Linked DNA regions of Homo sapiens: regions 1 and 2 are each linked to region 3. A link is a loop called in an ENCODE intact Hi-C map of the cell type or tissue named here. Cell type or tissue: K562. All regions are shown on one strand.

Region 1 (5,000 bases), 650 kb after region 3:
GGGTTCTACTGCAACATGATAAGCTGCGGTCCTCAGCCTCTGAGAAAAAGGCTATTTCTCCATTTCAGAGAAAAAAGCCCTTTTTGGTCTGTGCATTTCAAGGCCATTCACAAATTCCATTTGCTGCTCATCACACTAAGAGGCATTCTCTAATCACTCTGAAATGCCTTGCTTTGTTGAGGCTTGTCTCTTAATTAAGGAATAAGGTTGCCTCAATCATTAAGGAGCCAAATTCTTACAAACATCATCATCATAACTCTTTGTACTTCCACGGAACTTTTTCTCCAAGGAGTTTTGGGCCATTCACGCTAAGCCCATCCCATTGTCTTCCTCCATGCTAGTCTCCTTAGAAATCAGTGGATACTTGGTGAGGGCACCAAGTATCCACTAACGTTTCTTAGCTTCTCTGTGTGTGTGCCCATTCATAGGCAGATCCTGGACTCTGTCTCTAGGAGATTAAATTTAAAAGATGCTGGGTCCTAAAGCTCGACCCAGCATCATTTAAACTGGACCGTGTCAATCTGGGGGGACTGGATTGTGAGTGGGATGATTGTAACCAGAAGCCATAGCAAAGGGTGGACTAGCCGCCTAAACATAGAAAGAGCAGGGCTTCCTTCTGCGTTTCACGGGCTGCACTGACTTCATCTGCTCCTGTGGTGTGGGCTCAGTGCGGGAGTCTCTACAGTCCCAGCATGAGTGGGAAATGGGTGGCAAGTGGCCCTCCCTGTTTTGATGAGAGACCTTGGAGGGAACAGAAGTGCCCTTGTCTCGGTTGTAGGTTTCTGTCCCCTTTCCAGAGCCAGTGTAACCACCTCCACCACAGATAGAGATTGGCCCAGTGTCACTGGGTGTTGGCTCCTCGGTCAATCTGGATTTTAATGGTTCCTACTCTTTCTCCCCTCAGGGCCCCCATGCTGCTTGGGCCTTGTGCCAGTTGAAGAGGTGGACAGTCCTGACTCCTGCCAAGTGAGTGGAGGAGACTGGTGTCCCCAGCACCCCGTAGGGGCCTACGTAGGACAGGAACCTGGAATGCAGCTCTCCCCGGGGCCACTGGTGCGTGTGTCTTTTGAAACACCACCTCTCACAATTTAGGCAGAAGCTGATATCCCAGAAAGACTATATATTGTTTTTTTTTTAAAAAAAAAAAGAAGAAAAAAGAGACAGAGAAAATTGGTATTTATTTTTCTATTATAGCCATATTTATATATTTATGCACTTGTAAATAAATGTATATGTTTTATAATTCTGGAGAGACATAAGGAGTCCTACCCGTTGAGGTTGGAGAGGGAAAATAAAGAAGCTGCCACCTAACAGGAGTCACCCAGGAAAGCACCGCACAGGCTGGCGCGGGACAGACTCCTAACCTGGGGCCTCTGCAGTGGCAGGCGAGGCTGCAGGAGGCCCACAGATAAGCTGGCAAGAGGAAGGATCCCAGGCACATGGTTCATCACGAGCATGAGGGAACAGCAAGGGGCACGGTATCACAGCCTGGAGACACCCACACAGATGGCTGGATCCGGTGCTACGGGAAACATTTTCCTAAGATGCCCATGAGAACAGACCAAGATGTGTACAGCACTATGAGCATTAAAAAACCTTCCAGAATCAATAATCCGTGGCAACATATCTCTGTAAAAACAAACACTGTAACTTCTAAATAAATGTTTAGTCTTCCCTGTAACCTTCAAACTGAGTCATGTGTGAGTCAGCATTTTCTTTACATGTTAGAATTCAGTCTCTGAGTATTTGAAGAAAATACCCACTTACAATATTTTCAGGTCCATCAGAAATGAGATCTGAAAAAGGTAGTAAATGTTTCTCTTTTTTGTTTTTTAAAACAGTGAATGTCAGTTGTGCTTGGATTCATGCAGAACACATTACCGTTTAGTCCACAAGGGAACCGTTGTACAACAGACCAGGAAAAACAGGTTCATAGTTCTCTTACCAACTGGACTTGAGATGAAGTTTAGGTCATATTGAAGAAATAGAACTAATCTTTTTTATATAGGTGTGTGTTGAAGACCAAATATTTTCTCCAAAATACTGTTTAGCTAAGTGCTGTGCCACACATGGACATATGGTGCATAATAAATTCACTTCCCTTCTTTCCAAAGATACACCAACATTGCCAGAGTAGTTGACTCACTAGTTTAAAATCAACATTTACTTACTGTTGTCCAACCAAAGGATCAACCATAGATTCTTTTTTAATTGAAATTTTAAAATCTTTATATGTGGAAGTGGAATTAGATGGAGACTGATGCTTGCAATGAAAGCCTTACTACGCTTTGTGTTTTGGGGCTGGAGAGGGTGGGGGGAGCCTGTATTTTCTAGATTTCTGTAAAATTGAGTTACAGATGAAATGCCACTTGAGACAATCTCGTTAAGTGGGGGGCCAGACCCTGGCTTTTAAACATGAAGAATTTGATAAACAGGGTCCTAGGGAAGAGTCACTCTGACTGTTTAGGGCAAGTGCATCCTCTGCTGGCCAAAATAAGTATAGCACCTGCTATTCCTGACTTCTGCATCCTTTTTCCATCAAGCTCAACGTCAGAGAGAACTTCATGTGGAAGTGCAGCATGGTTTTCAGGAAAGCAGTATTTTAAAAATATTATTTAAAAGGAAGGACTGTAAGGAACAGGTAAATGTTAGGAAATGAGAAGCAGAGCAGGGAAGAGAAGAGAAAAAATAAGATACTGTGATTTCAGACAACCTGGCATCACGGCCCAGAGCTCACTTCTGGGGTGGGTAGGGCTGACGCTCTCAGTCATTGCTTTGCTATCCAGAGGCCCCCCAATCTGAGCTGTAACTCACCTTCTAGCCCCACTGGTTTTTACATTTTTTCCTTTTTCTCCTTGATGATCTAAGGTAGCTGTCAAAATGAAGTCTGGTGAACTTTTCTGAAGTGATAGGTGAAACATCTGCTTTCTGCACAGCACTGGAATCATAGCACTCAATGGATTTAGCTCTAAAGAGAAATTTAGCACATGGCTCACAGACCTCCCTAAGCTGGGGAGCCCGCTGTGGTGGGACAGGCTGGCTGGCAGGCATGAGCAACTCCTTTACTCTGAAGTTGTGACAGAGGGGCTGGACTCTGTGGTTTCTTTTTCTTCCAATGCTGAGATTGATCATCGGTGATACTATGGATGACAGTTCAGAAGAGCCAAGTTATATGAACAATTGACCCACAAGTAACTCAGTGTAGGCTGATTTTTGGCCTTACCCTCAGAGGTGAGGCTGCTCCTCTGGGAGCACAGCAGAAGGCAGGGAAGTGTGCCAGGAGCAGGATAGCTTCCCAGCCACCCTGCCCATGCCACACCCTGCTGGTCTACTTGTGTTTGAAGCTTAACTTCCCAAAGACTCAGATGCTCTAACTTAACTACAGATTTAAGACTAAGCCTGGAATCAAGTTGAAATGAACCTAAAGCTATCAACATATTTTGTCCAATTCAAAATAAAGTAATTCAGTGTTAACTGTCGTCAATTCCCAAACATGCGGAATGAAGCCCTGAATATTGTAGAATTAACTAGTGATTTAGTCCAGCTCAGTTTGGGAATAATTATCCCGATTAGCTTTCCTCTCAGTTGAAATGCACAGCAAGTCCTGATGTGGCTCTTCTGTAGACTGTAGGTCCATTCTTGCTGCAATCAGAATCAGAATCTCAGAATGGGAAGGAACCCATTCTACCAATCCTTCATTTGTCAGATAATAAAATGAGGCCCAGGAAGATAACGTAACTTCTCCTGATTCTCTACAATTACCAAGGGGATGGTATCGCCTCAAGACCTTTCTCAGAGACCAGCCACTCTCTCCAGGCAGCTGCTTCTTGTGGCTGCCAGCTCCCACGAAGGCCCCGGTGACCCCCACCTGGCATTCACACCCTGTTCAGTCCCCTCCCACATCACACAGGGTCAGCCTGTGACCCATATGACAATAGTGACGCTATGTCACTTCTGAGCTTGGGCTGTAAAAGACTGTGGCTCTTGTATACATCATTCTCTCTTGCTGTCTCCCTCACTCTTGGATCACTTGCTCTGGGAGAAGTCATATCCCAAGCGGCCCTATGGAGAGGCCCACATGGCGAGGAACTGAAGCCCTGCCTAATGGCCAAGGGAGTGAATTTGCTAATAGCCCCTCCAGCTCCAGCCAAGCTTCAGATGGCTGCAGCCCCAGCTCCTAGTGTGACTGCAACTCCACGAAAGACCCTGAGCCAGAACACCCGGCCAAGCTGTCCCCAGATTCCTGGACCTCAGAAACCCTCTCACTCCTGGGTGAGATCACAAGTTTGTTGTTTCAAGCTAAGTTTGGGGGTAATTTTTTACCGCAATAAATAAGACACTCAGGGCTATGACTAGCATATTTTTAAAAATACTTGAAAGGCACACATGGCTTAGGATATACAACACAGAAAGTGATTTAAAAAAAAAAGTGGGTGCTCTCCAGTAGAGAAGTGACTACATCAGAAATTAATGGTGACAAGTGCAAACAATAAGGTATTCTGACCTCTTAAATAGGAATATGAAGGAATCTTAGGAAGACAATAGGCCAAGTGGCCACCTCTAAGAATATGCTGATGTACAAAGAAAGCAAGACCTGTCTGTAATTTTGGGGGGCACATTAGCAGGCTAATCACAGGTGAGGAAGACTTGGCATTGCTGAGTTCCCTTCTACATTTATGCAATGTTCCTTTCTTCACCCGCCCTTCTCAGTGACCAGCTTATCCTGGAACAGCCTCAATGAGTAGCTCGTTAATACAGAGCTCTTAATCTAAAGAGCTATGCTCTGTTACTAACAGGATTCCAAATGTCAGTGAGATTATCCTGCAATGGTTATAGCCATGAACTTCAATGAGCACTTACCCCCAAACCAAAAGGATACTCTTCAATTAGTTTAAAATGTTATGCATAATCAAAGGTGATTGTTAAAGATGATCTCTAGTAAATCTATTTCATTATCTCCTCATCTATATCAAAACCAGCAAATGGCCCAAGTAAAACCT
Region 2 (5,000 bases), 60 kb before region 3:
AGAATCTCTGCTGTAACTTTATAGTACAATAAAAGTTACTGTGCCAGAGGTCCAGGATACCTCTAGAGGTAGAAAGGAGGCCATGTTAAACTTGTAGGTTAAAAGGAAACCTACACAGAAGGGAAATGACTTGAGCAGCCTTAGGGGATAGGTGTTATAAAAATGAATTAAAACATTAAATTTGAGAGACAGGCACCAACAGTTTTTCTCTGAACTTGAGTGGTAGGAAATGCTAGCAAAAACTGGGTCCAGTTTATTCAACCAAATACTCAAGTGTCTGAGTTTTCAGTAGAAACTATTGATATGGGGGGAAAACAGTAGTAAAATCTTTTTTTTCATCTTTGAACAGGAGGCGTCTAAACTGGATCCAGTGGGCTTCCCTCCTGACTTTATTTTTGTCTATTGTGGCCTTGACTGCCGGGACTAAAACTTTACAGCACAACTTGGCAGGACGTGGATTTCATCACGATGCCTTTTTCAGCCCTTCCAATTCCTGCCTTCTTTTCAGAAGTGAGTGTCCCAGAAAAGACAATTGTACAGCAAAGGAATGGACTTTTCCTGAAGCTAAATGGAACACCACAGCCAGAGTTTTCAGTCACATCCGTCTTGGCATGGGCCATGTTCTTATTATAGTCCAGTGTTTTATTTCTTCAATGGCTAATATCTATAATGAAAAGATACTGAAGGAAGGGAACCAGCTCACTGAAAGCATCTTCATACAGAACAGCAAACTCTATTTCTTTGGCATTCTGTTTAATGGGCTGACTCTGGGCCTTCAGAGGAGTAACCGTGATCAGATTAAGAACTGTGGATTTTTTTATGGCCACAGTGCATTTTCAGTAGCCCTTATTTTTGTAACTGCATTCCAGGGCCTTTCAGTGGCTTTCATTCTGAAGTTCCTGGATAACATGTTCCATGTCTTGATGGCCCAGGTTACCACTGTCATTATCACAACAGTGTCTGTCCTGGTCTTTGACTTCAGGCCCTCCCTGGAATTTTTCTTGGAAGCCCCATCAGTCCTTCTCTCTATATTTATTTATAATGCCAGCAAGCCTCAAGTTCCGGAATACGCACCTAGGCAAGAAAGGATCCGAGATCTAAGTGGCAATCTTTGGGAGCGTTCCAGTGGGGTAAGTTTGTGAGGGTGTTCCTTTTTGCTTGTTCTTCCCAAATTTAAAGCATAGTTAATTCAAGGAAAAAAATAAAATCAGTACTGATTTGTCAAAGAATGTATTGGATCTCTGACTTTTAAAACCGAATCAACAAACATTCCTTTTACTCCTGATGTTTGCAAGGGCTCATAATCAATGCTGTCAGGTGTAGAGAAAAAGTATAAGTCAATCTCAAGGACCTTATGTGTTACTTCATAGAATACTATAGAATTATACACCTGGAAGATACCTCACAGGTTGTCTTGTCCTGTCTGCATAGTTTTACAAGAAACAGGCAAAATGGTTTACAGATAATAAATGAAAGAACTGGTACACCTATGTCTGACTCCAAGTCCCTTTCTCTTTCTTTTCCACCATAGTTAGGGAAAATAAGCTCATTTGTGAGAGAAGTTGGCCTTTCGTATTAGTAAGTCCTGTTGAATAGAAAGCCTGGCTCCTCAGTCCTCCCTGTGGTTATTCATAAGCCAGTATGCCAGAAGGGCAGGGTTTGTTTATTTCACTAGAAAGGTAGTTTTCAAGAGGATCCTTGCAAGGCGAGTAGGAGGAAAATATTTTCTAGAAAAATGCTTATGCAATTATTCCGAATATCTCCCAGTTGCTTGCAATTGTTTTGGAAGGCTCTGTCAATCATTTTATTGGCAAGTTAATGATCTCTTTGAAGATTCAATTAAGGAGTTAAATATACGTTTAAATAAGTGAAATAGACATCTAGCTTTAGATTTACAATTTTCTTGAGCACACAAAATATGAAATATTTTATACAGTGAACATTTCACTCTTTGGGAAAAATAATCTATTGCTTAATAACATTCATAGCAGAGCTTCCCTGGGTGTAATGCCTCTGTCATGATTCAACAGATTCTAAAGATGAAAAAATTAGGATCTTGAGTTTCGGATACCCTGCTCTTAGCCAGAGTGTATATCCAGAAGTCTTGTATTCTTTTCCAACAGCCGATAATGCCATTTGCTCTAATTTTTAAGCAAAAGAAAATCTATATAGGTAACAAGGCCTATGAAGACCTATTTCTGTAACCTTTAATCATTTTTCTGCAAGACCAGCAGGTGGTGCTCCTCACTTTGCTCATGTTAGCTTTGAAATTTTGAGTACTGAGTACACTTCACTTTTTTATCCTCTCATACTTCTATAGTTAACTTTCCAAGAACATAAGTATTTATTTAATTTGACCAGATTATATCTATAGCTTAATGAGGTAAGACCAGTGATTTGTTAGTAAGGTTTTCCCTTTAAAAATGCTACATTTCCAGTTTTGTTCTAATTACTGCTTTCATGTTTCCTTTTAGGATGGAGAAGAACTAGAAAGACTTACCAAACCCAAGAGTGATGAGTCAGATGAAGATACTTTCTAACTGGTACCCACATAGTTTGCAGCTCTCTTGAACCTTATTTTCACATTTTCAGTGTTTGTAATATTTATCTTTTCACTTTGATAAACCAGAAATGTTTCTAAATCCTAATATTCTTTGCATATATCTAGCTACTCCCTAAATGGTTCCATCCAAGGCTTAGAGTACCCAAAGGCTAAGAAATTCTAAAGAACTGATACAGGAGTAACAATATGAAGAATTCATTAATATCTCAGTACTTGATAAATCAGAAAGTTATATGTGCAGATTATTTTCCTTGGCCTTCAAGCTTCCAAAAAACTTGTAATAATCATGTTAGCTATAGCTTGTATATACACATAGAGATCAATTTGCCAAATATTCACAATCATGTAGTTCTAGTTTACATGCCAAAGTCTTCCCTTTTTAACATTATAAAAGCTAGGTTGTCTCTTGAATTTTGAGGCCCTAGAGATAGTCATTTTGCAAGTAAAGAGCAACGGGACCCTTTCTAAAAACGTTGGTTGAAGGACCTAAATACCTGGCCATACCATAGATTTGGGATGATGTAGTCTGTGCTAAATATTTTGCTGAAGAAGCAGTTTCTCAGACACAACATCTCAGAATTTTAATTTTTAGAAATTCATGGGAAATTGGATTTTTGTAATAATCTTTTGATGTTTTAAACATTGGTTCCCTAGTCACCATAGTTACCACTTGTATTTTAAGTCATTTAAACAAGCCACGGTGGGGCTTTTTTCTCCTCAGTTTGAGGAGAAAAATCTTGATGTCATTACTCCTGAATTATTACATTTTGGAGAATAAGAGGGCATTTTATTTTATTAGTTACTAATTCAAGCTGTGACTATTGTATATCTTTCCAAGAGTTGAAATGCTGGCTTCAGAATCATACCAGATTGTCAGTGAAGCTGATGCCTAGGAACTTTTAAAGGGATCCTTTCAAAAGGATCACTTAGCAAACACATGTTGACTTTTAACTGATGTATGAATATTAATACTCTAAAAATAGAAAGACCAGTAATATATAAGTCACTTTACAGTGCTACTTCACACTTAAAAGTGCATGGTATTTTTCATGGTATTTTGCATGCAGCCAGTTAACTCTCGTAGATAGAGAAGTCAGGTGATAGATGATATTAAAAATTAGCAAACAAAAGTGACTTGCTCAGGGTCATGCAGCTGGGTGATGATAGAAGAGTGGGCTTTAACTGGCAGGCCTGTATGTTTACAGACTACCATACTGTAAATATGAGCTTTATGGTGTCATTCTCAGAAACTTACACATTTCTGCTCTCCTTTCTCCTAAGTTTCATGCAGATGAATATAAGGTAATATACTATTATATAATTCATTTGTGATATCCACAATAATATGACTGGCAAGAATTGGTGGAAATTTGTAATTAAAATAATTATTAAACCTATGTCTTGTGTTGCCACTCTGTCATTTAGGGTGGGATGTAGAGTACTTTTAATCTTAAAAAATAGAGTGAGACAAAAACCTACACAACTTTTAAAACTTTCTCTTTAAGTAGATCTTTACTTCTAACAATAACAAAGGCATTTTCATCAGTTATGTGAAATACGAAGATTATATCTATTATGGCGATTTATTTTAAAGGTAAGGGAAATGAGGTACAGCAGGACCTTTCTAGGAAATGTGGCATACAAAACATTTTTATCTCATAAAACATAAAAATTACAAAAATATTCTTACAAAGGTATCACATACAGAATACATTAAATAGCAGATTTCAGTAGTGCATGGAGATTGATTTTCTTATTTACGATTACTTTTTTTCCTCACCTTCCTCTTTGGAAAGCATTTTTTGCACAAAGTTAAGTTTACTTATGTTAACTTGCCACTTAATGAGAGAGGAAGAGAAAGAGTGAGAGCACAAGATCATGTGCTGGAACTAAAAATGTTCTATTCAACCCAGCAATCCCTCTACTGGGTACCTACCCAAAGGAAAATAAATCGTTTTATCAAAAAGACACTTGCAGTGGTATGTTTATCACAGCAGTATTCACAGTAACAAAATCATGGACTCAACCTAAGTGTCCATCAGTGGTGCCTGGAATAAGAAAATGTGGTACATATACACCATGGAATACTTTGCAGCCATAAAAAATAATGAAACCATGTGCTTTAAAGCCACATGGATGCAGCTGGAAGCCATTATCCTAACTGAAATAATTCAGAAACAGAAAATCAAATACCACATGTTCTCACTTATAAGTGGGAGCTAAACAGTGGGTACATGTGGACACAGGATTCCAAAGTGAGAAGGGTGGTGTATTAGTCCATTCTCATGCTGCTACAAAGAAATACCCGAGACTGGGTAATCTATAAAGAAAAGGGGTTTAAATGACTCGCAGTTCTGCATGGCTGGGGAGGAGGCCTCAGGAAACTCACAAGCATGGCTGAAGGCGAAACAGAAGCAAGCACCTTCTTCACAAGGCA
Region 3 (5,000 bases):
AAACAGATCAAAGACAGAAAAGATTACACACTTACATGGTGGCTCATAGAGATGGAATGCAGAGGGTTGCAAAAGAAATCAGAAGTTTGGTTCCCAGGACAGTTTCCTAGATGAACTACTTTTCCTCCCAGCCCTCTCTCTCTTTACCGAGGGTGAGCAATACAAAAGGGGTGTGCTGCAGCTCCAGCTTTCAGAGTACCGCCACAGATCCACAGCCTGTCCTGATCTGAGAGCTGAGCCGATGCCTTTTCTTTCTGGCTGTGTCTTTTTACCTTCTGGACAAGTAGGATGAGGTGAAAGGAGCTGTCCTTCTAAGTCTTTGTATCTCCATTTGTCTGCAGTTTCTCCTCGGTCTCGTGTGTCTGTGTGTGCCAGTCCCTTGTGCTGACACAGGACGTCCCTTAAAGTCCAGTCCTGGCGATTTCTGAATCTCACTCTTTCCCTCTTTAAAGTTCCAGGATCCTTCTTATCTCCCTTTCCCCCATAGTCTGGCTTAGTCTCTTTGTTTCCGGGCGTAAAAGCACTGGGATTAATATGTTTTCCAGGCTGAGGGAAAACACAGGAATGTGATGTCGAAAAGGGACTTTTTTTTTCTTTCACTGTGCTTCTCTCCTCCCTTTATTTCTCCCTACCTTTTTCCTCCTCTTTTTCTTCTTCTTTTTCTTCTTTCTCTTGCCTGGATTCAGTCCCAGAAATGTTAGGACTACCTCAGTTTTGCTCCAAACCAAACTCAAACAACAGCAGCCACTGGAAATCAAGGAAACTTCACTAAGAATTTAACAGATCAGCAAAACACCGCCTCCTTCCCATTTTAGCACGTTCAGAGTGGACTCAGTGAGGAGTGAGAAGGCTGTTCTTTGGGGTGGGGTAAAGTTTTTAAACTCCACACATCATCATAAATCACTTTAGAAGAGGATGACTGGTGCCTTAACCCCTTCCAAACCAAGTCATCGGGGTAACTTCTCTTCCAGTCTGTTCTTACACTGTACTTTGGAAGGAGAAAATTCTCAGATTTCTGCATCAGGCTACATTCTTTTCTTAGAGACAGATACTCATTTGGGTCAGGGTGCTTGGCTGTGCTGACACAGACAGTATATATGTATTTATAGTCCCATGTGTATATTCTTATATCTTTCTCCCTGCTTTGTGCTTTTAGTTTGAGGTTGGAAAAGCCCATGGAAAACATGACTAGGTTGTTTTTATTTTATGCTAATTGGGGATCATATTACTGTGTTCTTGGTCCTAGTTTCTCCTCGGCATGGAAGGAAGCTGGTAAAAGGTTAGAAATGCAGGCAATGGCTGCAAGTCGAGATTGCAGTTGACTGTTACATCAGGGAACAGGCATTATGATCTCTAGCTTCAAAGCTCTGGCTGCAGATGGTAGACTAAGGGCTCCCTTGGAGGTCCCGAGTGTGTGTGTTTGTGTGTGTGTGTGTAGTGCAATATTTTCCTCTGCAGAGACTTTAGATGTCTGAAGGGCTTTAGGCAATCCATAGAAGTAGACTTATCAGGTTCTGAAAGAGAGAGTGAGGCAGCTTTGGGATTCCACCTCCTGAGTCTGCCATAAGGATTCAATGGAGAAGGAAGGGGTCTCAGGTTACGTGGATATTTCTTCCGGCCATGCTGGGCGAGCTGACTCTCCATGTCACTATTAACTGCCACCAACAGTGACAAGCCAGGGTTCTCAGAAACCTCCTTGCCAGCTCAGTCATGCTAATAGCGTCCCTCACTGGATCAAACTTCATCCCTAGTTGTTATGCCTTGATCAGCCCCATCTTGCCCTGGTCACATTTGACTTTTTTCACATAAGCTACGAGCATGGAACTGAGAAAGTCCTGTATAGAGGTTAACTATAGAGTTGCCCGGCCACACCTTGAAGTCCCAGGGGTACCAAGAAGGATGGCCAGCCCTGCTGTGGCATTCTCTCAGACACTTGTAAGGATAATAACAAAAGTGGGCTTCAGGCAGAGACCCTCTGTCCACTGGAGTCATAGATTGCAGCCTTCGTGGTATTCACCTGTTGGGTTGATCAACCTAGCCTTGTGCTAAGTTGGAGGGTCCTAGATGTTACTTCCTTTCTCATAATTTTCTAAGGCGTCCTACACTATCCTTACTGAGCTTTCTCCCTTCTGGCTTTTCATTTCCTCTTCTCTTCTCTCTGCTTATAACAACTACCATTTATTGAGCATTTACATGTGAAGCTTTGGGCTTAGTATTTTTGTGAATTCTTTTATTTAACCCTCACAGTATCCTTAGAAAGTAAACAGAATGATCCTCATTTTATAGATGAGCAAACTGAGGCTTGGTGAGTTTAAATAAATTGCCTATTGTCCCACAAAAGGTAAGCAGTAGCTCTGAAATTTGAACCCAGGTTTAGAACAGCCTACAAAGCGTGATGCTATCCTGCCTCTCTCTTTAATTTTCTACTCATACCTTCAGTTTTTTCCCTTCCTTCAATTCCTTTTTGCATTTCCCACATTCGTAGAAGAGTTTCATTTATTTGTTCAACCAGAGTACTTACACTTTTAGAGTCCTACTGTCTGGGATAATTGTGTAACTGTACTTTTTGCTTTTCTCAATAGGTCCTTAAAGCCCTTTATTATTTTTCTTGAATAAGTCATGACTTACACAAACCTCTCCATGATGTGCACAACATTTGTCACCTGTGCGCTGGTAAAGCTGAAATACAGCCACTTTAGCAACCCCGAATTGACCATGAGGAGCCACCCCAACCCTGGGTTGTGCCTGTCTTCCTAGGACCTCAGGCTTTCTTCCCTCTGTGAGCTTCAGTCACCAGATGGCGCACTAAACACACACACCAGAGAGGACCTAACACTCCACCGCCGCCGTTAGTCCCCACCCCACACCCAACTCCTTCCCCCAGTCTCTTCTCACACACAGATACATACACACACACTGGCAAAGTGGGGCTTCTCATGCTTGTTTTCATCTCAATGCCTAAACGCTTACCTGGGGCTTCAGAAAATCCTCCTGAAGAAGTATTGGAGGCACGTACCTAATAAGAGCAATGATAAATTCTCATTCATTCATTTCCGGGGAGATCTATAATGATTAATGGCTTGTAATAATTCTCAATTTCAAGTCCGTTATTTAAGAGCTCCATATTTTGTAAGTCCTCCATTTAGATCTTTCTATTTTTCTGCAACTGAAGAAACAATTAACCAATTAGTGCTAGGGGTTGGGGGAGGGTGGTGGGGGTTGGTGATATCTGAAAGGAAGACATTGATGTTGAGTCAGAAAAAGGTGAAAGGAAGAAAATGTTAAAGTAGACTTTAGAAATGCTAATTTGGGAATTAATTGATAGGAAACTACCTGACATTTGTTTTGTAGTAATTTGTGGGGAGGAAAGGAAAGAATGTACAAACTAGAACTGCTTTAGAGAAACTAGGGTGGGGATAGTTATTTGATGAAAGCTGGAGTGAATGTAAGAAGGCATCCAAAAAGGAGTGTGCTAACTGGTCAGACCCACACTAATCCAAGACTTCAGCAACCTGGGACCAAGGCTCAGGGTAACACGCTGTGACAGGCACGCTAGAGAAACCAGGGTTTCTGTCACATGCCGTTGGTTCTCTTGCACAAAGTAACACTCAGAGATGTTACTGAACTGAATTCTATTGCTAAAATAAAAAAGCATTTGCTTAAGAAGAAACAAGAATAAAAAGAAAAGGAGGGGATAACAGCATGCTGTTCAGTGTGGTTTTGGAGGGAAACCACCTCTCCTGCTCTGTGATCATCAGTATCCCCAGCAAGAAAATTAGCTGAGCCATTTTATCACACCTTTGTGGCAGAAGCACAGACAATACTCACACTGAGGAGGCTATGTGTTTTTCCTTCCCATTTGCAGAACTCAATCAAATGTTCAGTCTTAGGCTGCATTTGTGTCCTTCAGAATGAAAAAAGAATTCTTCTCTTTCTCAGTATTTTCAGTGTAGGACAGACTAAATAAATAAGTTGCCAGGTCAGAGAGAAAGCCAAAGATGACTATTAATGCAGGGTGCTGCTGCAGCCCAGGTGATACCAGTGAGCTGGGGGTTTCCCAGGTGCCAGTGGGACCTTGACCCCAGCCAGTGTCCAGGCTCTTGACACTGTCAAAAGAATGAATTCAAGGATATTCTAATCTGCCACGTCAAGAGTCTCCTCAATTGTGTTGACCATGCCTTTTATGGGAGCTGCCAGGGACCTCAAGCCCCTTCAGTCTCAGTTATGGCCATTACGGCACTGGGTGGCCTCCTCTCCCTTCAGAGCTGAGAGCAATTCCTTTTCCAATGGCCCTCCTGCTTGCAGTGAGGACAGGGTCTGGGTGGGCTCCCTTGGCTGGGACAGTCCTTTCTCCAGTGTCCTGACTTCTCACACTTGGAGCAGCAACCGTTGCCTGCAGGTTTGCTGTTGAGCCTGTTTGGTCTGCGGTGAAGCGTCTTCCTGGGTGACCCTGAGGTTGCAGGGCACTGTTTACAGTGACTGCTAATCATTTGGGCTGGCTGTCTATCCCATTTTTTGCCATTCTGGGTCATTTCAGCCATTTTAGCTCTGTCCCTATTATTGAATACCCCAAAAGCCACACCAAACATTTCATTAATAGGTGTGTAGAGTTCCAAAGCCAATTTCTGTAATGTTCTTCTTATGTCAGGTGCTGACTGGCTAATAAAGTGTGTCTGTAGAAAAATTTGGCCAGCGTCAGTACTGAGATCAATGTTAGTATATGTTCTTAGGTCCTCCACAAAGGTGCCCCTGAAACAAAGCTGAGTTTTCATCCTTTTCTTATTTATCTTATTTTATTACAGTTCGCGGGCTTAGTGGTATATTGTTTCATTCCCTCCACCAAACAAGTCACCATATGATTTTTCTTAGATCAACCTGGTCCTGTTGATAGTTCCAGTAAGGGTCATTGCTAGTCACGGATGTGGCCCCCACAGTGTATCGTTCAGGATCCCCAGCAGACAAGCTGTAAGCATAAGCCTGGGTGCTTTTTCTTTACTCTT

Evidence for each region. Hi-C counts contacts between places; a loop is a spot of excess contacts. Peaks named below come from ENCODE experiments on the same cell type or tissue, not always from the same donor. Only the 100,000 strongest peaks of a DNase experiment are listed, where the experiment ranks them.
Region 1: it touches region 3 in a loop (5-fold over the local background); 23 of 110 quality-filtered maps call a loop at or near these places.
Region 2: a loop joins it to region 3, with 7 times the contacts of the local background. A loop is called at or near these places in 27 of 110 quality-filtered maps.

Annotation. Positions count from the first base shown.
Region 1 is chr3:113,285,771-113,290,770 of GRCh38, forward strand. BOC (BOC cell adhesion associated, oncogene regulated) reads left to right here. Exons shown (of 20, transcript NM_001378074.1): 20 at 905-1,689. The coding sequence ends at 1,092. CFAP44 (cilia and flagella associated protein 44) reads right to left here. Exons shown (of 35, transcript NM_001164496.2): 35 at 1,160-5,000. It overlaps SPICE1-CFAP44 (SPICE1-CFAP44 readthrough (NMD candidate)), which reads right to left. Exons shown (of 52, transcript NR_183050.1): 52 at 1,160-5,000. Among named protein-coding and RNA genes, the nearest start is that of BOC, 77 kb to the left of the region's middle. In K562, a CTCF peak has its summit at 2,485 (motif pointing left); DNase peaks (open chromatin) are centred at 1,451, 1,691 and 2,481.
Region 2 is chr3:112,580,197-112,585,196 of GRCh38, forward strand. SLC35A5 (solute carrier family 35 member A5) reads left to right here. Exons shown (of 7, transcript NM_017945.5): 6 at 350-1,130; 7 at 2,475-5,000. The coding sequence ends at 2,540. Among named protein-coding and RNA genes, the nearest start is that of SLC35A5, 21 kb to the left of the region's middle. In K562, a CTCF peak has its summit at 2,248 (motif pointing right); no DNase peak of the experiment used is centred here.
Region 3 is chr3:112,640,292-112,645,291 of GRCh38, forward strand. It overlaps CCDC80 (coiled-coil domain containing 80), which reads right to left and starts at 852. Exons shown (of 8, transcript NM_199511.3): 1 at 36-852. In K562, CTCF peaks have their summits at 804, 2,798 (motif pointing right) and 4,413; a DNase peak (open chromatin) is centred at 2,810.